2 separate regions of the Mus musculus genome follow, and region 1 is linked to region 2. A link is a loop called in an ENCODE intact Hi-C map of the cell type or tissue named here. Cell type or tissue: left cerebral cortex. All regions are shown on one strand. Each heading gives the region's core, and the rest is flanking DNA. Links, peaks and the distances in the headings are about the cores only. Region 1 has its middle 22 kb from the start of Dcstamp. Region 2 overlaps Rims2 (regulating synaptic membrane exocytosis 2).

Evidence for each region. Hi-C counts contacts between places; a loop is a spot of excess contacts. Peaks named below come from ENCODE experiments on the same cell type or tissue, not always from the same donor. Only the 100,000 strongest peaks of a DNase experiment are listed, where the experiment ranks them.
Region 1: it touches region 2 in a loop (2.5-fold over the local background); 1 of 42 quality-filtered maps calls a loop at or near these places.

Annotation. Positions count from the first base shown.
Region 1 is chr15:39,761,435-39,773,501 of GRCm38, reverse strand. It overlaps a transcript of Dpys not described here. Among named protein-coding and RNA genes, the nearest start is that of Dcstamp, 22 kb to the right of the region's middle. In left cerebral cortex, for the core only: no CTCF peak of the experiment used is centred there; DNase peaks (open chromatin) are centred at 2,413, 3,957, 4,302 and 5,816; H3K27ac peaks cover 1,215 bases.
Region 2 is chr15:39,630,657-39,642,723 of GRCm38, reverse strand. All of the region lies in intron 22 of Rims2 (regulating synaptic membrane exocytosis 2), which reads right to left. Among named protein-coding and RNA genes, the nearest start is that of Dcstamp, 110 kb to the left of the region's middle. In left cerebral cortex, for the core only: no CTCF peak of the experiment used is centred there; a DNase peak (open chromatin) is centred at 6,647.

The DNA of each region.
Region 1 (12,067 bases), core at 1,779-9,778, 130 kb before region 2:
GGTTGGAAGGGACAGGTAAAGAAGCTTCTAGAAATTTTGAAGGGAGCACAGCCCTGCTGACCTATTAATTTGCGCTTTTAGACTTCACATTTCTGAGGGCAGAGATTTCTATATAGTCATGGGAAACCATTCCGTGTCTGGTCACTGGTTACAGCAGGACCAGGGAGGTGGAGACACTGAGTAAGTCTGAGAGGTGTGAATTCTCCAGACTCTCCTAACTTAAGCATTCAACGCCTCCAAAGGACAGATGGGAATGTGCCACATTGCTTTTATTCTTCTGAATGGTTTATTTTCATCCCTAACAATGATTGCTAGAATTGGCCATAAGACGTTCAACACAGTATTTTAGGGGCTAGCTGGATATTTGCAGCACCACTGGGGTATGAAAGCCTGGCATCCAATGCAGGGGCTACTGGAGAGCCAACCTAGTCCTGCTGTGAGCCTCTACCCTTCCCCACATGACTTCAACATGGTTGCTTGGAGTTGGCATTGCCCCCCCCCCCCCCCCCCCCGCCTCCCACGCCACCCTGCGCCTGCTCGGGAGGTGGGACTCCGGAAGTTGACTGTGCTGATCTCACATTGGTGAGGGGCAGGTATTGGACTATGAGAAGCTGCTGGACACCGCTCCGGGGGTCCCGGACCTGCTAGGAGGCTGCGGGCATCTGGTTCTCATGCTCTTGAACACCTAGATGCTGTTGGGAACCACAGAAGCGCTGAAAACAGGGGTGGGGGCTCTGGTGGGCTGGATCTAGCCCAGGGCCGAAGGGGAAAAGAAGGGAGCTCCGGTTAGGTTCCATGGGGAGGAGAGTCCTTGGCTTGGTCAGTGGGCGGCTTAGCTTGGTGGAGGCCATGGCTGGGAGCCCTGAGAGGCCTTCTGGGATAGATTAGCGGCCAGCTCTTTAGACCAAGGCCTGTTCCATTGCTTCCTCACAACAGGTCCTGATGAAAAGAGACAGTCCATGGTTCTAAGGCATTTATTGTCATGGCTGAGAGTGGCCAAGAGTAAACTGTACCCCACTTTCTCAGGGCAGGCTTGAGGTTAAATACTTTGTTGCAGGGAGGAATGTTTTAGTATCATTGGCTAAGCCTCCAGGCCTTTAGGTAGTTCATTAAAATGGAGATCTGTCTTCAGGCTATATGATCTGTAGTCACATCCTCTACCTGTGGAGAGGCTTGGGGCGTTGCCCTTATGTGACTGATGGCCACAGAATTATGGAGAGCTGCAACCATGTGTCAGGAGCCTGGTGTTAAGGAGTGTGGCAGGGTTATCCACTGCAGGGTCTCCAGGTTTCCAACCTAGCTCAACCAGAAATCAGGCTGCCTTTCATAGTCCTACAGTTGTTGTTGTTTTGTTTATAGAGAAAAGGGTCAGAGGACTGAGATGCTGTAGCAGAGATGGAAACAGAAAGTAGCAGGTGCTAGGAATGATGATAGTTGCCCCAAGGGAAGGAGACTTTCTGAGTGCTTCATCAATGTTACTGCTTGGGGTTTACACAAAACAGGCCGCCAACAAAGCTGCCCTCTAATGTGAGAAAATGAAAAAAATATATGGACCATCAACTGCTGTGGGGAGTCAGTCTCTAAGATGAGAAAGACAGGCCGATGGAGGTTTGTAGATGTCTGAAGGTCATTGCCACTGAAGCAGTTAGTATGAAGTTCTATAGCTACACAGAGCCAGTGGTAAATCGGATTCCAGGGCTTCTGTTATAGACTCATACCCTTTTAGTATCATAAGTCAAGAATGAGAAAAGGCAGACAGTTTCACCTAGAACTTCTAGATTTTGTAGAGTCCCATTTTCTCAACATACAAAATCTCCAAAAAACACTGGAGCAGAATCTACAAACTAAAGTTCATGCTCTGGGTTCTACTTTATTTTAAAACACAGTAAAATACAATTTTATTTCTAACATTAATAATTAGATGAGTTCCCATAATAACCTGCGTCTTTGAATGTTCTGGAAAAAGCCAGTGGCTCTGTAGGAAATGCAGTAGGAGCTTCCTCATCCTGCAGATGAGATATAAGTGGGCTGCCTCACACACCTGCCAGACTTTAGGTCACACTGTCAATTTGGCCTAGAGTTTGCAACCCCTGGGACCAGGGGTTGGGTGGGGAGACAGAGTAGAGGTCAGAACAGACTCTAGAGCCCCTGGCTGACAGTTGAGATTTTATATTACAGAGTGCAGGGAGGAAAGTGGGCAGAAGAACACAGAACAAGAAGAATGAGAAGAAAGCCAAGGTCACAGAAGCAAAAGGTCTTGTCGAAAATCCAGGGACAGAGTTTTCGTCTATTTCTGGATAAAAGAACAGGATGTGGGAACCAAAACTGTGGTCAGTTCTCTAATGCCACCCAGCACGATGACTTAGGCAAAGCATCCTCTTTCTATTTTTAACTAGATGGAGCTGCGTCAGAGGACCTTGCTGCTGACTAATCTTGTCAAAGCGTCTTTTTCTGAATTGCATAAATGCCATCTACACAGGCTGAGGAACATTGGAGACGAAAACTTTAAAGTCGGCTGCACACGGGACACACTATAAATAGTGTTCTGAAGAGGAGCAGGGTGTTCCGGGTCATGGCTCTCTGGAAGTTCTCTAGGATTTCATGGTTGAGCCACACAGACATGCAAGAAGTCATTCATTGGTTTAAGCTGAATTAATGGCCAGTGGGTTCCCCCCCCCTCATTCAACGAGGGCTGCCTTTGTAGTGTAGATGATAGAAAAATGTATGCATATTTTCCGGCAAAATTATTTTTCTACTTGTATACCCCTTCACTAGTAGTAGGCATTTCATTGGAGGAAAGCAGTCGAGAATGGTTGCAAAGAGCTTTATGGCAAGAGTTACATCCCAGCCAACAACAAGACTTTAGTGACAGCGGTGTGCTAGGTGGTTATGGGCTGTACCCTATCACAGTTCTTTGATGGGGGGGGGGATGGATATTGTGATATCTAGGCTCTACTGCATCTCCATCCCATCCCAATACTCAAGCTCACAGATAGGGAAAGCTCTTGGTGCAGCCTCGAGTGCCAGGGAAGAGACAGTGCCCAAACTCAGCTGCCCACAGCTACCCACTCACTGGAGTTGGTGTATAAATAAATGCCTTGACCCTTCAGTGCAGTTCCATAAGCTCTTCAACACAGAATGGGAGTGGGGGGGGCAAGTTCTGCCAAACGAGGACTTATAAGTGAGAGTAGGGTTTGTTTTGTGTGTGTGTGTGTGTGTGTGTGTGTGTGTGTAGCTGACTCTCTACCTCTTCCACACAGGCAATCAAAGACTGAAAGCGTTCAGAAAAAAACACAGTGCATCTATTTGTTTTGTTGTTATTGCTGTTGCTGTTATTAACTTCCTGAATAATATACATAGACACAAGCAACATACACGCTGCTTGTATTGCATGAGATATTATTATTAGCAATTTAAATAATTCCTTTAAGTAAAAGTGCTGAGTTCACTCAGAGAATGTTTAAGTAAATGACAGAGCAGAGCCTATATAAATAGGATAGAAAGAACAGTGGTCACACACAAGTTACTGAAGCTGGAGAAGCGTGGCATTGCAAGGGACTCACCTAGGGGACACCCAAATGAACCAGGAACATCTTGCATGGAGTTTGTTGGCTCTACTTTGAAAGCAAATTATTTCCTCCAAAGAAGCTATAGAGACTTGTGGTGTTCTGCCTTGGATCAGTCTTGAGGAATTCCTGGTCTAGGTCCTTCATCTCCTCATTCAATATACACACACAGACGCGTGCACACACATATATGTATACACATACACTCATATGTATCTATGCATATTTATACACACACATACGATGAGGTCTCATTCTTTAACCCTTGCTAGCCTGTGTAGACCAGGCTGGCCTTGAACCTGCAGCCATCTTCCTGCCTTTGTTTCCAAGTGCAGGAATCACAGACACACCCTAGCGCACCCAGCTGGCATGACGTGTTCTCCAGGAAGCTGTGTGCTATTGACAGGCTGACTACTAATTACTGTGGTAGATAAGCGAAGGAGTAAGACATATGTTCTCTATTCATAAGAATGTTAAAATCTAGCTGGAAAGCCAAGGTAAATTATTCACCCATGTGTGATGTATTATTAAAAACCACATATCTGAATACAGAGGAATGAGTCATTATCATAAATTGGGATAATCTGGAAAGTCTCCATTCATTTGCTTTTCAGAGATAGAAAAAAATCTATAGCTGTCGTGCTCTCTCTCTCTCTCTTTGTGTTTTGATCACTCAGGTTTCTGAAAGACAGCCAAGATGAAGTAGGAGGAAAGGAAGGTTTAGGCACCAGCTCTGCTTCAAGCTCATTAGGAACGGTTGATCCAAAGAGCCCAGTAGAGAAAACATGCTGATGTACTGTGCAGCAAAGACCTGCGTTCAAGTCTGCTTCTGGAACAAGCTTCTCTGTGCTTCAGTTTCCTCATTCCTAAAACTGCAATACCATCAGAAATTTGGTGAGATGTTACACTCAGTAATGTGCCCGACACCCAGCAAGGATAGTAAGACTTACTATGTTTTCTGGGAAGAGCTGATTTGAGCCAGGAGGGAGAAGGACTTGGGTCACCTCACAACAGCACCTGAATAATAAACTCATTCTCTAAATTCTGAGTTCAGCATTTTTTTAAAAAAATTCATTACATCAAGGATTTTGAAAGAATATGTATTTTCTTCAACATATTAATGCATCCATTTGCAACACACGGGGCCTTATTATTCCTGTATAAACACTTTTCTATGACGCTTTCCTTTTCAAAACAATTTCGATTGATTTCTTTCTCCTCTAATTAATATATCATGTTTACAGCCAGTGCACCGCTTGCTGTGGAGAAGCAAGACTTCAATTTTCAGGTCGTCTGCCACTGACACCACACTCTGGCTTTAAACTGTATGAAATTACACATGACATTTAGAACTGAATAACGGTTCCAATTGCCTCTGAAAAAGAACATTTCTTTTGACCTAATGTTATCTTCCCCCCCTTTCAGAAAATAAATCACACTAATACCCCAAGAGCTCCTGTTGTTCTTTATGTTTCACTGACCAACCATGAAAGAGGAAGCCAATCAAATGCCAAGACTCAGGCCACCTTTGAGGTTCTCTCCAGCGGACTGCTGTCTCCCTAGGATCCTAGGTTTGAAGAAGTAGCAGTTTCCTTGGAGATTATTGAGCTCGGCCCTTTGAGAGATGATCTCTGAGCCGGGGTGGGGTGGGGGGGATGGGGAGGTCACTTGTAAAGTCAGCCAGCTAGCTGGCATTTAAAACAAGGTGTTGGGGAAGATCTGGGAGCATCTCTGTTTCTAACTTAAAAGACTCTCCATGATACCATGTCCTGTGCCATCCACGGACTTCTCAAATGCCTTTCTGCACTATCAGGTGTTCAGTTACATCATGCAAGCTCAACACAGCCTACTGCTTGCTCTTCCAGTAAATGTTTACTGGAAGGCAAACTTGCTCATGCAGCCATTGTGATTATAATGACAAAGTCAAGTCATTGCACCGGAGACTGTATGAAGGCAAAGCCTCAACTATTTGCCACCTGGACTGTCACAGAGGTCTGCTGTCTCTCAGGCCTAGTCAAAAGTCCTTCTCCACTGTTTTTACTCTGTGTATCAGACTTATTGCCAGAAGTTGAAAAAAAGAGGGTAACAACTAGAGAGAAGAAAACCAGAGGGGCCTGCATTTATTTATTTAACTTGGAGGGGAGATGTTCACCAGCTTTTACACATGTCATCTCATTGAGTGTCTATGGGGCGGATTGCTATGTCTTAGCTATACATATGGAAGCAGGCTCAGAGAGACAAGCACTAAGCTGCTTACATTTATATCACTAATGCTTAGCACAGGGATTCGGATCCAGCTTTCCCCAGTCTAAAAATCTGTTCATTCTATCATACTGTGTAGTTTTACAAGGTTGCCTTCACCTTTACAGCAAATTTATCTATCATCCCCTAAATTTAACAAAAAAAAATGTAATCAAGTTTAATCATCTAAACAAAGATACATTTAGCAGCAAGTCATGTTTATTAAATGGATAAGAATAGACAAAATTGTCTATCCTCACGAATTCACACAAGTAAGCAATTGGACCACAGAGAGGGAGGCAGTGTATTGGTTGGCAGGCAATTAGCATTTTGTGTTATTGAAGAAATTCAATGGCTCATCAATAGTAGGTGGAAGTCCTATGTGTATAACCAGTTACACAGTTAATTACATAGACACCACGTAGATGCGCTTTTACTTAATCAACAATCCCTCTTCTCCAAGGCTTAGTAAAATTCTCCAGATGAGTGTGTACTGAGGTTGCTTAATCATCTCAATTATTCACTTCTTTAGAACATATATTCCCAGGGCATGAATGCAGGTTTGGAAATTTGGAATTTCCTTTTCCTTTTTTGCATATGCACTCACTCCTTTCTGTTGCTGCTGTTGGTGGTGGTGGTGGTGGTGTGTATGTGTGTGTGCACATGTACACACACACACACACACACACACACACACACACACACACGTAAAGGTCAGAGGACAGCTTTTAGGAGTTAGTTTTCTCCTTGCACCTTGTCAAGGCACTATCTCTCTTGTTTTTGTAGCCCTGCATACTCCATGATAGCTGGCCTGCAAGCTTCCACTGATTCTCCTGTCTCTGTCTCCCCTCTGGCCTAAGGAGTATGGGGGTTGCAAATGCAAGCCATCACATCTGGCTTTTATGGACTTAGGAGATCAAATTTAGATGACATGGCTGTCACCTCTGATCCTATGCTGGCAACTTTGACACTGAGCCAACTCTAAGATGGAAGAGCAAGTCAGCAAGGGCTGCATGTTTGTCTCTGTCCCCCAGAGACCTCCCTGGTTTCTCTGAATCTATCCTTTTCCATAAATAAATGTATGCCATGGTCAGAGAAGCATCATTCCTAGCCTTTGCTAATGAGCCTGGAAGATTTGAGGCAGCACACACCACACTGTATACTTCACCATCCACAAAAGCAGAGAGCACTCTGTTCTAACTTCACTGACTGTGTGACTAGCTGTAGTTTATTTATGCCATTGGATTTTTAACTTGTTTGCATTTGTACAAATTGGTCTACTGGCCAACTTAACTCTGATTTGTTCTCTAAGTATAAAGTGAGGTTCACAGACATTCAGAATTTAGATTAAAAAAAAAAAAAAGGCAGTTGTCTCCTGTATCGTGTTACCATCTTTCCTTCATGTCTAGCTTTTGAAAATGTCACTAAAACTATTATAGATGGGAGTCAAAAGGGAAATTGACCTCTGAACATGTGGAAGCTTAGTCTACTGTTGATTTGAATCTTATCTGTGCAGTGTAGGGCTATTTAAGGCTAAGATAACAGATTTTCAAATATGGGTATGTACCTACATTCACCCACCATTCATTTTACCAGCCAGCACCTCTGTCCTCTGTAATGTGAATAATTGACCTCAATGGTATTTGTTACTTATCTTTGAGTGAGACAGCTAGTTCTTACTAAGAATGAACTATGTGAGACACTTTGTCATAGGGGAATTAAAAACAAAAACTATCTGAGAGCTTCAAAACATCCTGCATGGTGATCTTGATTGATTAGGTCCTAATGAGAAAAGCAGCAGACCCAGAATTTGAGAAAGGAAAAAAATGTCTAACATCACAGGAAGAATCATGATGAGACTATTCCTACGAATTAGTTAAAATCACTATATCTGCAGTAACAATATAAATCTATAACAATAGTAAATATGGTGTCAGTGAGGACATCAAAAAGATTCCAATGCAGCACTGCCACCAAACTGGGATTTGACATGAGAAAGGACGATGTTGTCTCTGATGCAGTAGACGTTATAAGCCATCAGAACTAGGGAAGAAAGGCAACTGTGTGAAGTCACCCTCGCCAGCATCTTTCTGCCTCTACGAGATTAAGAAAGCACATTTCACAATAGATAACTCCAAGAATTCAACCCACTCTTCATTTCCATTTAAAGTGGACCAGCTACAGTTAAATAATCATGCCGGTAGTGGTGGCACATGCCTGTAGGATTTACTGAAAGAGACAGAGGCAGGAGGATAACGAGTTTGAGGCCAGCCTGGGCTACACATTTTAGCCGGGCAGTGGTGGTGCACGCCTTTAATCCCAGCACTTGGGAGGCAGAGGCAGGTGGATTTCTGAGTTCGAGGCCAGCCTGGCCTATAAAGTGAGTTCCAGGACAGTCAGGGCTATCCAGAGAAACCCTGTCTTGAAAAACAAACAAACAAACAAAACAAAAACAAAAACAAAAAATCAGATGTGTAACATAGACTGTAATGAGCAGGCCAAAGTCTGTTTTCAACATCAGAATTGTTCCTTGTGACAGCATCTCCTTCCCAGGAAGGGACCCCTTCAGTCACAGGATAACTGTGTCCAACAGAGTGCAATAGCAAGTCCCAATTCCTATGACTCTTGCTAGAGACAAGAGGAGTGGATTTGATTTCTATGAAATTAAGACATTTTTGCATGTGATGCCCTCCCCACATAGAAGAAGCTGACCTGTGCATTTGTGGTAAGGAGGACAGAGGTACCAGCATGGCAGTCTAACATTGTTTCCTGTGCCCATAGCACTTACCTAAATCTACTGCACACTTTTATTTTTGGATAAGCATATGTGCAACTTCCTCACTAAGTTGAAAAAATACCAAAGGGACCAGGTGACCATCACCCTTCCTTGAGAGTAGCTGGGTCAAATGCTTGCCCCGGATATCGGTGACGCTGATGGTGAGGCATATAAATAGGCTAGATAATTACCAGAAATGAGATATTTAAAAGCAACATGCTCTCTCTAAAACCTGTCCATTTGATCCTTTGTCTGGGTTAATGTGAGTGAGATCCTTATTGTGTAGAGAGAATAAACTAAAAAAATTATATGCATAAAATCATTCATTATAGAAATTTGTTAATATATGCATTTCTTTAGGAAACACAGCAGGTTTAGAGATGACTCATTGAGAGAACACCTTCCTATCATTCATAAGGCCATGAGAATCTAAGGTTCAATCCTTTTTGCAACAAAATCAAACAAAAATCCCTATACACAGGCACATGAAAGCACATAAAACCTTCAGTTTTAAACAAGTCAAAATTGCAAATGCCTCCGTGCCTTCCCAGGTCCTTCTATGGCTGACAACCGTGTGTGATTATGGGCACTTTCACTAGAACACACTCTATAGCACTGGTGCACTGTGTTTATGATAATCAGAGATATGATTGTTCTGTGGTCTAACAGTTTAGGGGAAATTCAGGGTGACCAGTGTTAACAGGAATGTTTTTATTGTGGAGTCTCATGGTGTTTTCACTACCCCACTAGGCTTTGTGATTCATCCTTGAATTTATCGCGTGATGCTCATGCCACACAGCCCGCTTTTTACGAAGCAACCATGGAGCTAGTGGTGTTTGTAATTTGATTGGAAAAATTCTTAATCAGACACGTTTCTAATGTAGGTCTCTTCTGTTAAAGAGATCTCACCACTGAGGAGCTGTAATTCTGCAGGATTCCATGGGGCGTGGTTCTAAATGGCAGCTGCCTGGAAGAATCCCTAAGCAGCTTCAAACAGGCCAGTGTGGGGGTCCCTGCCCTGGCAGCAAAGTCAGGTCCTCGGAGGATGGATTGAAGTAGTAAGCTTTAGAGCTACACATCCTAGGAATTATTCCTCCCCACCAGCCTGGGAACCATGGACCAACAATGTGAACTCTTCTTAAACGATGAATGCATGTGCAGGAACTCCATGGAATCTGCCTCCCCATCCTACCAAACACCTACAGTGTTAGGATGCCTCATTTACATACATGTAAAATCAGAGATAGGTCAAGCCTGATTGTGTATGCCTTTAAATTCATCATTCTGGAGGCAGATACAAGTGGATGTGAGTTCTAGGCCTGTTCTGTAGAGTGTGTCCCAATCCCTTACTTAGTAAGACCAAGTCTTTAAGCAGACATGTGATGCATGTCTTTAATCCCAGCACTCAGGAGGCTGAGGCAGGTAGATCACTGTGAGTTCAAGGCCAGCCTGATACACACACACACACACACACACACACACACACACACACACACACTTCTCCAGGACAGCCATGGCTACATGAAGGGACCTTGTCTCAAAACAAACAAACAAACAAACAAACAAACAAAAAAACAAGACAAAACATTTTAATAGGCTTATGTGAAGTATTCAGATAGTGAATACGCCCTTGAAAAGATATGCAACCTCATCTGTCACTGGAAAAATTAAACTTCTAAAAACAATACTACTAGACTAAGTTGGACCAAAGTCATATTTGTAAAATAAATAAATAGAAGTAAAGAATACAGAAAAAAGAGGGACAATATTTTATAGAAGATTTGGGGCCAAGGAGGGAAAATGATAAAAGCTTAAGAGGCACTAACACAGAGAGCTTTATTCAAGTGTCCTTCAGAGAACAAAACCAACAGGAGCAGTGAGGGAGCCTCCAGCCGGAGGAGGGAAGTTTTGAGCACTCCCAGGAGAGGGGAAGGGACAGTAGGAGCCAGCTACATGTGTAGGTGACATGGCTAGGAGCATATAGGTCAACAACTCGGAAGCTTGTAGGACCTGTTGTCTTAGGACCACAAGACTCTTCCTGGCTGGTGGACAGCAAGAAGTAAAAGAGGTTTCCATGGATACGCAAAGCAGGTAACCTCTAGACCAGCAATTCTCAACCTGTGGGGCATGACCCCTCTGTGGGTTACATGCCAGGCATCCTGCATATCAGATATTTATATTATGTTTCATAACAGTAGCAAAGTTACAGCTGTGAAGTAACAGAGAAATAATTTTATGGGTAGGGTTCAAAGGAGCATGAGGAAGTGTATTAAAGGGTTGCATTGCTAGGTCCGTTGAGAACACTGCTCTAGGTGGTAGACAGCTGCTTGAACACGTAGAACACTACTAGCACAGATGGCCAAGCTATTACTAATACAGGGTTTCAGCCTGTGGTGAACAAATAACCTACAAAGTCAACCCAAGAGGACCATCTTTTTACCCATTTCTATAACATACCTGCTTTGCTGAGCCATTAAAAGTCTACCAGGGATAAAATGCTGGCTTAGACAGAGCAGAAAGAGGTATAGCCAGATCCCGTCCACCACCTTGGAAAGTGCCAACAAGCACTGGTTGATTATTCCAAGTCCTGGAATCTCATGAAGCTCTCGGATCATGCAGAGGTCAGAGTCATTTTTCTATTGAAATGTTGAGAGAGCTCCCACCCCTCCCTAGTGTTTTCTTTGAAAGAACATCTATGAAAGAACAGACATGTGCAGATCTTCAGACATGTGCAGACATTCGGATCCAAAGCCTTTGAGAGGCAGAGGAAAAACCAGTGTTCTACCTTGCCTGTTCTCTGCTGGTCATCTCCTTGTCTGCACAATACCTACCTCACACAAAATTTGCTCTTTCACCAAAGTGTGCCTTAGAGGGAATGATTATGCCTTGTGATAGCACGATAAGTAAGATACAAGTAAGAAATTATTAAACTAGAAAAAAACACTATTTCATCACCACAGGAATAAGTTTTACATCAACAGATGCTAAAATTAGAGAGTAAACACGTTAAACAGGGATGCCTGCATAGTCTCACAATATCTCTCCACAGATGCTTATTAATTACAAAGGAAAACAATAATTACGATGGAACAATTCACCAGATGCCACCTTAACCCTACGATCAAAAGTAGCTTGTCAGCAACTCCTGCTGTGATGCAGGAAACACACAGTCTCACTTTTGTATATTTTCAATGAAAACGCATCACCTCAGTTTAACCGAGAGAGAACCGGACTAGGAGCTCCTGGTTCTGTGAAGTCATTGTTCTGCTCTTGAGGTTGTTTTGTAAGATGTGAATGTTTGGCCATGAAGGTGAAGGGCAAGCACAACTGTATGCTACTTCCTCAACTTTTCTAACCCTGCTGATTTTCAAAATAAAAAGCTAAAAAAAAAAGAAAAGAAAAGAAAAGATTTTTGTATTCTGGTACTTAGAGATAACAGGATCATTATTCAAGAAGATTTCCCCCTTCTTGGTATTTTGCGATA
Region 2 (12,067 bases), core at 1,877-9,876:
CTGTTGGCTATCTATTCCCTTCAACAATGAAGCCAGTCCTTAGCTCTACAGATATACAAAGCTGTTGGCTATCTATTCCCTTCAATAATGGAGCCAGTCCTTAGCTCTGCAGATTGACAAAGCTGTTGGCTATCTATTCCCTTCAATAATGGAGCCAGTCCTTAGCTCTGCAGACTGACAAAGCTGTTGGCTATCTGTGAGGAAAAGCCTGGCTGGACCCAAAGGAAATGGTCAGGTGGTACAGAACTTACTTCAAACTAGAGAATAAGCAATATAGGTCTTCATCAGTACTCTGAAGCCCTTAGTAGACATTTTAAGTCTTATGCTTTAAAAGAAAGCCTGCTTTTTATCCTACCCATTGTTAACAACACAGATTGGTAGACTTACACAAGTCATTCAATGTCTTCTTTTCACAAAAATGCTTGTACGGTTTCTTTCTATCATGCATATAAATATCTCTGGGCTTCTTTCCAATTCAGTGGCTTATGGTAAAACCTCTTACTTCCACAAAACACCAAAACAGTCTCAACTCTTCCTTCTCATGAAGTGTCTAGGAGCTACGTTGGCTAATTCTTCAGTCTTCAGACATTCTGGAAGAAGTTTACTTCTGTTATTCAGGGGACTGTCTGGAACAGTGCTAGAGGGTCAGCCCTAGAAACCCTGTTCTAACTACACACTCTTGTCCCACAGTCCTGGCTGTAAGACACACTGCACACTCCTTACTTTCTACACCTTGGCTTTCTCTTGTGTAAATGGTAGAGAACAAAGATACTAACTGTATGGGCACTGTGAGAACTACCCAAGAGTGAATTAATCACTATGTGTGGTATATCATGAATACTCAGTAAACATACAAGTATCTTTAAGATTTTTGTTTTATTGGATAACTTAATAGTTTGTTCTTTCCTCAACTGATCGTGGCACTAGGTTTCATGATGGATGTTATAGTTTGAGTCTGAAATGTGCCCTGAAAGATTCAGTGTACAGAGATAGTTGGATTATGAAAGGCTATGACTCCATCAATGGCTTGAATACTGGCAGCTTCACCCCTGAATGGACTATTGTGGCATGATGGGATCTGTGCAAATGAGACTCATCTGGAAAAGTCTGTCTCCCTCGCTCTTCACTTGCTTCCTATGTAGTATGATATCATGCTTTTCAGGTCTAAAGTAACGGCACCCGCCCACCATGGAGTAAATTCTGAAACTTCGCTACAAGAAGTCCTTCTTCCTTTGACGTTGCTTATCTCAGGTGTTTTGTCATAGCTGTAGAGTTAACTAACTCGATAGACATCTACAGAAAAGCAAAGAACCTATTTTTTCATGTAATGTGGCCAAAATATTCCTTAAAATAAACCTCTTGGTTAGAGTTTGGTACTTTGTTCTATGTTTCTTAGAAATAAGGATTTATATTAACTAGAATTTAGAACAGGCAAACACCAACATCTCTTAACAAAATTTCAATATAATGTAACTTCCAAAGAATAAGCTCACAGCTTAAGCAGGATGCAGTGGCATGCACTTTAGAAGATGGAGCAGAGAGGCCTGGGTTTAACACTGGCCTGAGCTACACAGCTAGACCCTGTCTAAAACTTAGTTACAAATTCAGTAGTTCTGTGACTCTTCATAGACTGACTTTTACAGACCCCAAATGGAACACAATGGTTCCTAAACTTTGCATTGCGATGGCAAATCAGTTTTTATTTTCTGTTCATAAAATTTTTAAAGACCAGTAAGGTTTTACTGCCATAACTAACAGTTTTTCTAGCTGCTTTAAGACATCAATTTATTTAAGTATTAAATTATTATTAAAGTAGTATTTCCGAGAACCAAAATAAAAATAAAATCACCAAAAGTACACTATAATATTAACAAGCAATTTTTAGTCATGAGTGTGGCTGAGAGTCACCTGCAGAGATTGGGGAGGGACAGAGGGAGGGAGGGAGGAGCAACATGATAGAAATCAAAAGGGTTCTGTGTGAGTGCTATGCAGGTGTGTAGAAATGAAGTGTGACATTTACATAAGGGTGGTCACCTCCCCAGAAACACACAGTGTCACAAAGCAATGGAGTTTGCTCAGTAGCCCCATAACTGGCATAACTACAAGACTTGCTGTATGGCGATTTATTTGCAGTGGGTGTCCAGTCTCCCCAGCTCCACTGCATGGAGAGAGACTGCATCCCCTCCACCCAGTGGTGGCCACATGTGCAAGGGTTATACTCTCTCTATACTCTGGGCTCCTGAGTATGTCCCTTGGGATGCCTGTCTGTGCTTGTGTCAGTACCACAGTGTTGTGATTAGATTTCAGCAAAGTCAATTTGTAGTTCATTTAAAAATACACTTGTCTTTATTAATGTACATATATGTATATACAGGGTACATATATGACATAGATGAGCCATGTTTCTTATTGGCCAAAATGTATTTCACTGATGACATTGTTCCTGTTCCCAAGCCCATCACAGTGACCCTGGGTCCAGGTCACTGATTTGCTTTCAGGGACACTTTGTAACTCAATACATGCTGATAAAGGAGCTACATGTCACCAGCAGGTATATTCTTATCTTATTCTCCCAGAGAAAGTAATTTAAAATCAAATACCAGCCTCTGTAATAGTTCTGAATGAGCCATCTGACTATAATTCCTGTTGAAACTGGTTTTTGGAATTGATATTTTTTTCATTAGTATTTTGAACCTGTACTTAGAAATTTTAGTTTTTGACATTTAAAAAGCCCCAGCTTATTCACTTATACCTTGTTTAATACACCAACGTAAATGGATTTTCTGAGCCAGTCTTTTATACCCCATGTTCTCAGGAAACAAATCAAAAGTGAACATATGCCTCCCACTTTCATCATCTGAGGCATGCAGGAGAGAAGCCTGGAAATATTTTTAAAGAACAGGATCTATTGAGAATAAACTGTGCCAATTTATAGCTCCTTAATTAAATATAAAAGAAACTCAAGATCATGCATTTCTAGAATGTCTTAGCTAATGCCATTGAAACTTGTAGTGAGAAATGACTCATGTGCCCGAGCTGCACCTTTGATATTATGGTATCCTCGATAACACTCAGAATATTTATTAGGTTGAAGTCAGCTAAGTTTTATTTAGAGAATTTTGTGGTAGCTCTAGAAAAACATAAAAACCCTAGTAGTTTTTACTAAAGTAGAAAGTATTGATTATAGATAATAATTAAAAGTTTCCATGAATCTAAGTGTATATTTCTGAGCATACACATATATAAATGGCAATATAAAACAAGAAAATACATTAAAGTATCTTCTTAAATCAATTCTTTTGCTAATATTAAGACTTCAGTTCAGTAAGTATTTGCATAGTTTTAAAATTATCTTTAATATCAAAAATTGATATTTAAGGCAATAATTAGGCAAGCACAGTTTAAATCTGCAGTGAAATGCCGTCTCATGTCTGCCAACATGGCTTCCATCCCCAGTGAAAGAAAGCCATGAGAGGATGGAAAAGAAAAGAGATTCATTCATGGCTGATGGGTGTGTAAGTTACCCAAACATGGATGGAGGGTCTTCAAAAGGCTAAACTACACTATCACATGACCCAGAGATCTCACTTCTGGGAATACGTGCAAAGAAAAGCAACACGCCACTGTGACATCATAAACTCCGTTCATGGTTGTAATACTCAGAACTCACAATGCATGCAGCAGCGAATGTTCCCACACTGTGAGAGTGGGCCTTAGATGTGAGACTGCACTTCAACTCACTTCCTGTGATTTGGCAGACATTTGCTTCTTGTTTGGGGGCTGCATCACTGAGGCCCTGCCCTCATCTGGCCTAGCTCCTATAAGCACTCCAGTCACAATGGGTTGGCCATTACCTGATTTCCACAGGGCTGCATAGAATTATCTGTGCAACAACCTTATTTTCAAACAAGGTCATGTTTTGAAGTTGTGGGTGTCAGAACTTCAACATGTATTTGTATTTGGGAGAAATGAACTCAACCCATAATATTTAATAACCAAGTTTTAAAGTGTTCCCTCAAAACTCAGAGTTATACAAAGGAAACCAAAAGACAACATCAGTTATTTTTCCCCATCACATGTAGAATCTAGATTTCTACAAGTAAAAGCCATAAAAGTAGAAATGTTCATTTTGGGAAAAGGAGAGTCACCAGTTGAAGTAGGTAAGGGGGACAAGAGAGAATAACTGCAGGAGAATACGATCAGAGCACGAAACACCATGTATGAAAGTCTCTACACTAAAATTCATTTTGTACAATAAATGTATGCTAAGAGAAAAATGTGAGACTATATTTTCTATAATATAATATACAATACACTATGCAATACACTATGCAATATATTATTTGTGAGGCAATATTATCTAACATATAACATTTAAAAATACTTTTTACCATGTGAAGAGAAAAATTCTTATAATTTTCAATAATTTGGTGAATCTAGAGGACATAGTATTAAATAAAATATGCTAGCACAGAGAGGCAAATATGCACCGGCATAATCTGAAGATACAGTGACTACTGCAGCACTAAGGCAGCTCTTGAAGCACCCGTGGTAGGCATTCTCTTTATCTATCTATGGACCCTGCGTCCAGGCTCCATCTTTATCATCTCATTTTAGCTCCTTCACAGGGCCCTTCCTGCGATTTTGCCTTGAGTCTCTTCTACTTTACACATTTTTTTTTGTCAGATTGTCCTAGGCTAGATTTTCTTGTTTAAAAATCACATATTAAGGCCTGAGAGAATAGCTCAGCAGTTAAGAGCACATACTGCCTTTGCAAAGGGCCCTGGTTCAGTTCCCAGCATCTATGACTGATAGGTCACAACTCCTTGTAACTCCACATCTTTGGAGATCGAGGCCTCTGGCAGTCATGGGTATCAATATTCATATACATATATACCCCCTACTTTCATAATTTAAAAACATTTCTAAACTATTATAAAATCACACATCTTCCTTAGGGAAACAACAAACTCTCTCTGGGTTGGCAGCAGAAAGTCTAATGTACCACACTTGGCGTTTAGGTTCCCCGCCCTGTTAGTGCCCCCTCCTATCTCCTGCCCCTGCTGCTTTCAGACATGCACAGTTGCTACTAGATCTTGTTTTCCATGCACCCATCACATGGCTCTGGATCCACTCGTCAGTGTGGGAGTCATCTTCACAAAGCCTTCTGTCTATTGTTACTGGAGGCAAACCCCACCTTGTCCTGAAACTCAAAGGTACTGTCTTCTTCCAGCCTTCAGAAACATAATAGAACTTGTGTTTGAGCTCAGAATCCAGACATTTTCTCTAGTTCCGACTCTCCACTTACTTTTCCTATGCTGAAGCCTAGTTTATCACACACATCCTTCTTTGAACGCTCCTTTCAGGCTATGTATGACCGAGGGTGCAGCAGGAGGTCTAACTCAGCTGAGTTTCTGACCACATCCAGTCCTTGATTGTCCCTTCTTCCAACTAAGTTTAAATTCCAAGGTCCAGCAGCATCGTCACGGACACGCCCGTCAAGACCGGACTATCATATGGGTCTCCCGTGTCACTGTTCATACACGACACTGCACTGTTCAGTTTAATTCCGAACTGCTTGTACAAGAGTGATGGATGTTAGGGTGAATATTCTTGCAATATTTTAAGTCAGATAAAAACAGTTTTGAAATGTTTGAAAACCACAAGATAAAAGCATAAGCTCCAACAACAATAACAAAAAAAAATAAGCAAGGGTAAGGACTAATTAATTTAACCTAAATGCAGACTGAAGTACTAATATAATATTAGTGGTACTAGTACTACAGAAACAAAAGTTATTACAGAGAGTTATGCCCTTGCTTGCCCCCATTCCCACTGGTGTTGGTGTGCTGTTTGGCGGGAATGTTAGAATACAGAGACGGATGCTTTGCTGGGAAGGATGCAAGAGCAGCCCCCCACCCCCGCTTTCAGCAAAGAAGCTGTTAGGACCTTAGGTAGATTAATTAAAATATTTGGGTGGATTTGTTTGTTTCTGGGCATGTAGGTATAGAAACAAATTCTCCCCCCAAGATCACAGGGGAGCTAGCTTAGTGAGCAGATGCCCCTCAGTGGTCTCTGTGCTCGGTGATCTGGCGTTCAGCGTTACACAGAGAGGTATATGGCTGAGACATACCACTTCCCTGAGCACTACCTGTGCTGACTCCTTCCTCACCAGAAGAGACACTCTCCCTAGTGTGCTTACACACAGGGCACTTTAGTGTGGAAACTGGCTCATAGGCCACATGACATTGCAACATGTGTGTCTGTCTTATTCAAAGCTCCATCTTTCATAGGTGGTACAGCATGTACACACAGTAGTTACTCAAGGAGTATTTGCTGAAGGAATGAATGGAGGTAGCATTGAAGTTACTCAGGCTAACAGAAAGAAGAAGCTGAACTTAAGCTCTTGACACAATTTTCAACAGATCTTTTCAGCTTAAAAGCTAAATTCCTACATTTCATTCACATAGAACAAATGGAGTAGCAATTTTGTTCCCAATGAAACCTCTCTGGCACAGGCTGAACTACTTCTGCATGAGTTAGTAATTTAAGACAGAAAAATAAAGATTCACACTTTCCACTCTTTTTGTACCGCAAGGAAAATGAGACCGATGTTCAAATACTATTAAATGCCAACAACTTTCCTCCCAAAATAGCTTTATTATGCCTCATGACAGCAGAAGTCCTTACACTGCCATCTAAGCGCCACTTCTGAGCTTATAATGAGCATGGTATGATTCAGAAGAGCTCTGTGCCTATTTTACAAGCAGGAATCAGAACAAAATGTTTCAGTAAACATGCTACACACATGGTGGCCCACAGCCAAGGAAGGAAATTTCATAGCATAACACGTTATTCATGTATTAGTGGTCATGTTGGTTGCACATAAACCCACCATGCTGTCAGTCAAACAAAGTATGTAGCACACAAACATATTCAGTAGAAAAGATGGAAAGTGATAAAAAAATGAGCATTACTGACCCTTTCCCTACCATACCGCATTTTTAACTTATTTTATAGTTTACTTCTTTTACACACACACACACACACACACAGTATGTAGAAATATAAACATATATAAATATATATAATACATGCATTTTATAGTCTAGTCCTATATACACACATAATATATAAGTATATATTTTATAGTTTACTACTACTTATAAACATACATACATGCGAAAATGCGCGCGCGCACACACACACACACACACACACACACACACACACACATGCTATGTTCTCCTGGCAGTACCCTCATACATGTTTATCAGGCCTTCTGGTTTTGTCAAGCAGATGGCTGGGGTGACTGCTCTGTATCATCAAGGCTGTGAGTACTCTGTTATGCTCTCACAGTGATGAAATGTCCTAATGACACCTTTATCAGAACACAATTCCATTTTTAAGTGATGCTTGACTATCTGTTGCTTAAGATTAGATAATTGTTAAGTAAACTATATTTAGGGATGGGTTATATGACTCTAGTACAAATTTTCACCAAGCTGATTCTGAGAATGAATTTTAAGACAGCCGCTCTTCTGGGGAAAGTATGTTTTCCCCATCACTTTGGATAACTTAAAAAGGTGTTGCTACAGTGCCATGTTGATCATGATTCAGTTGCTCACTATTATCAGATTCAAAATAACCAAATATAGGAATAAAGACTGCTTGACACCACATAATTGTCTATTAGGTAATAGTGTCTTTGAAAATGCTAAAGGTCCTACCATATTTATGGTTTAAAACTTTTTTATATGTACCTTTTAAAATTATTATTATTTTCTTTATTTACACTTCAAATGTTATCCCCTTTCCTAGTTTCCCCTCCGAAAATCCCAACCCACCCACTGCCATTTCCTGGCTCTGGCATTCCCCTACACTGGGGTATAGAACCTTCACAGAACCAAGGGTCTCTCCTCCCATTGATGACCAACTAGGCCATCCTCTGCTACATATACAGCTGGAGCCATGAGTCCCGCCATGTGTTTTCTTTGGTTGGTGGTTTAGACCCAGGGAGCTCTGGGGGTACTGGTTAGTTCGTATTGTTGTTCCTCCTATGGGGCTGCAAACCCCTTCAGGTCCTTGGGTCCTTTCTATAGCTCCTTCATTGGGGACCCTGTGCTCAAATTTTATGTTGATGCTAAGGGATCTTCAATTAAAATTTTATGGCTCAAACTTAACAGGGATAAAAGTATAAAATCTTAATCTTATAAAAGCTTAGTTACAGCTAATGAAGACCTTCAAGTTAATGGTCAGTTACATTGAACATGATCAGGTGCTTTGCAAGGCCAAGCTGTGGCTTTCTACAATGCTGTCAAAGATCAGCGTAAGGGAAGTATCCAAAAATAAAGTGTGTTTAAGTTAGGTATACCTAACAGATTGTTGCTCAGTCAATGTACACATCTACCCAAATTACACATCTAGCAAAATAAAAACATTATCTTGCCTTTTATTACTAAAAATTCATTTTTAGAATTTATATTTTATACAACATAGACATTTAAGGTAACAATGTAAACATGCTTCAGATGGATTTAAAAAAATTAGGAGTAAAGGTGAAATTAAAGTTTTTCTTTAATATTTCTTTAGGGGAATATGCTGTGTAAGAAGTGCAAATGTAACTGCATATTTCTCAAATTCCCTTGGAGGCCAAAAAGAGTTAAGCCAAAGAATATAATAAAGATTGAATTATTTGAAAAAATTTTAACTAAAATTGTTTTTGATACAGCCTGAGAGTCTGTTACATAAGTCTATTAAATGTAATGAAACTTAGACCTGTGGTTCTCAACCTTCCTAATGCTGCAAACCTTTAATACAGTTCTTCGTGTTGCAGTGACCCCCCTCAACCATAAAATTATTTTGTTGCTACTTTATACTGTAATTTTGTCTCTGTTATTAATCTTAATGATTCTGATATGTGACCCTGTGAAAGGGCCATTTGACCCCTAGAGAAGTTGCAGCCCACGAGCTAAAGGTGATGACTTAGAGCCTCCCATTAAGGTTTTCTTTCATGAATCTGTTATGCTCTGACTGACTGTTAATACTTTTCTTCCACTTAGAAAGACCCTCAGCTAAATATAAATTCTCACACTTACATGAAAAACTCAATGTTTTCTCCTTCAGATTTTTTATGATTAGTTCTCGAGTACTTCTGACTATCCTGTTATCTAGCAGGAGAGTCTTCTTGATCTCAAAATTAAAATTGTCCTATACTTTAAAAATTCCAAATCTTAAATTAATGAAGCCTGCCTCAGATTTAAAAAAATTAAAGTTAATGACCATTATTAATTAAATGGATTGTGTTTATTTTTTTAATTTTTATACTTCCCTTTGTTCTGATAAATGATCAGACATTGGCAAGAGAGATAATAAATGGGGACTTGCAAAAGCCTATCCTCCATTAAAGGTGTTGATTTTTACAGTAAAGACATAATCCTATTTCAGGAAATTTTAATATTAATTATGTTACTAAAATCCCTTACTATACATAGGGTAAAGCTACTATAAAACACCACCAGATACTTCACTGGCAATTTTTTGAAAAATAAAAAAGGGGTAAGGGGCCACACCCATGTATATCTCCAAATATGCTTATATTTTGTTACCCTAACTCTGTAGAGTGACAAATGGTGAGCAGAGCGAGAGCCATGAGGGCAGAGAAAGGGGGCAAAGAGGAGGAAGAGAGAGAGTGAGAGCGAGGGCAAGGGCGAGAGAGAGACAGAGAGAGAGAGACAGAGAGAGAGACAGAGAGAGAGAGAGAGAGAGAGAGCGCTGGGTTGACTAGCGGTACTTTTATTAGCAGCACATGTCTGGTGCACCTGGGGGCAGGAGCAAGTGATGATGTAATCAGTTTCTAGGTCTCTGAGAGCAGGCCAGTGGAATTGCCTGTACACTATCACACGGTAAGTGTAAAGATCTAAAACCTAGTCAAATGGAAAAGATGTGATGTTTGTATCAGGACAAGGTTATGCTTATGCCTTTTTAGAAAATGAACAAAGTCCCGGATGGCTCCCACTTTGATACACTTGACCAGGACAGCATTCTAGAAACCTACAGACAAATGAAACATCTAAAGACAGGTGACAAACCCATCTAGAGGAAGAGTGAGCTGATGACTTGGGGAGACAGAACAACTTTAACTCAAGTTCAGACTTTGGGAAAACAAAGACACTTTCATACAGCAACTACTAATAAATATTGAAATTTTCTTTGATCTATTTGGAGCAAGTTTTCAACCTTGATGATAAAAGTGAAATCAGAGACTTAGATTTATCATCAGTCAAAGTTTTAGTCCAGAAAGAATATTTAAAATCAACCAAGCATAAAATATCTTTTATATCAGCCAATAAAAACATTATTTTTAGATATCATAAAAGAGAAAAAAGACCTTAAATGAGTAATGTCTTCCTGAATAGCTTTAAAGGTAGCTTGGTAACAAGCAACTGAGATTATATATATGAAGTTGAGAATAGAAACGTAGTAGTTTCCATGGCACCTAAAATCTTTGTGTTTTAGAAGTATATGACCCAATTTGTCATGTATAGGCTAACTATAGTCCAGCCATCATGAGAGCAAGAAAACACAGTGGCTCTCTGAGTATTATGATAACACTGGGATCTTTTTGTCTCTAGCTGTATAGAAATATGTATGCTAAATAGAAATATATATGTACATATATACATATATATTTATTTACAAAGAGAAAAAAATCACATGATTATACTTTCTCTTAATCAGGGTGGGATATGAGAGAGCAATGCACATACCACATCACACTTTCTATACCTTAGTCTATATAGAAATATGTATGCTAAATAGAAATATATATGTACATATATACATATATATTTATTTACAAAGCAAAAAAAATCACATGATTATACTTCTCTTAATCAGGGTGGGATATGAGAGAGCAATGCACATACCACATCACACTTTCTATACCTTAGGGTGGCTTTAAGAAATAATGCTGACTGCATACTATCAGGCATTGGAGATAATGGTTCCTCCATTGTCAATATAAATTATATAAGGTTGCCATTAGGTATTATGGAAAAATTTTTACCATGACCATACTGCTTTCAGTTTTCAACTCCAGCCCAACTTTAGAAGATATATGTATCTTTAGGACTTAGTTATATTTACTACTTCACTCTAAATATCTTTAATGATAAAAATTCTTAAAAATCAATGAAACTTTCAGATATAGAATGTGAAGTTTATTCAATTATGTCACAAATTTATAAAGCAAAAGTTATGGGTTTCAGCTTCAGAAGATAAATGTGTATTCTCTTATACTCTGATAAATGGTTCAGAATTTCTTAGTTTTTCCCCAAATGACTGAATATAGTGCTATCAAATCCTCCTGCAACCCCACTCACATTACACAGTCAAGAGAATGAGAAGGTACATATGCACACAGACACTTGTGCATCGACCTTTACATCAGCATTATTCATAATAGTCAAATGATGGAAATAGCCCAAATGCTCACTAATAGATGAAGAGACACATAAGAGGGATCAATCACACAAGACATGAAAGCATAAGATAAACATGAAAGTTTTTTTAAACTATTCTAAGTGAAAGAAGTTAGTCACAAAAGACTAGCATCTGTGTGAAAGCCCAGCACGGAGAAATGTAAAGAGATACGCTGACTAGGTGAGCAGCTGCTGACGGGTGGAGACGGGATGAGTGGCAGATAGACTTGGGGTTACTTTTGATGTGATGACAATATGGAGATGGTTGCAGATGACCTGAATATATCAAAACTGTTGGGTTCTATAAGTTTTAAGGAATTATGTCTTATGTGAATTATATCTCAATATTGTTTCCAGAAGAAATTCATATATAAATATGATTAAACTATTACTATGCTCTGGAAATTACAGTGTATGTACATGACAATTTTTAGAGCCAAATGTTTGTGACAAGAATATAGTTATTGTCATAATATTATGCAGAATAGTATAAAATAGGATCAATTTGTTTGCATATAAAATTATGCAAATGAAGAGGGCTTCAGCTTCCTGAGTCTCGCCTCTGCTTTGCAGAGGTTCTTTCT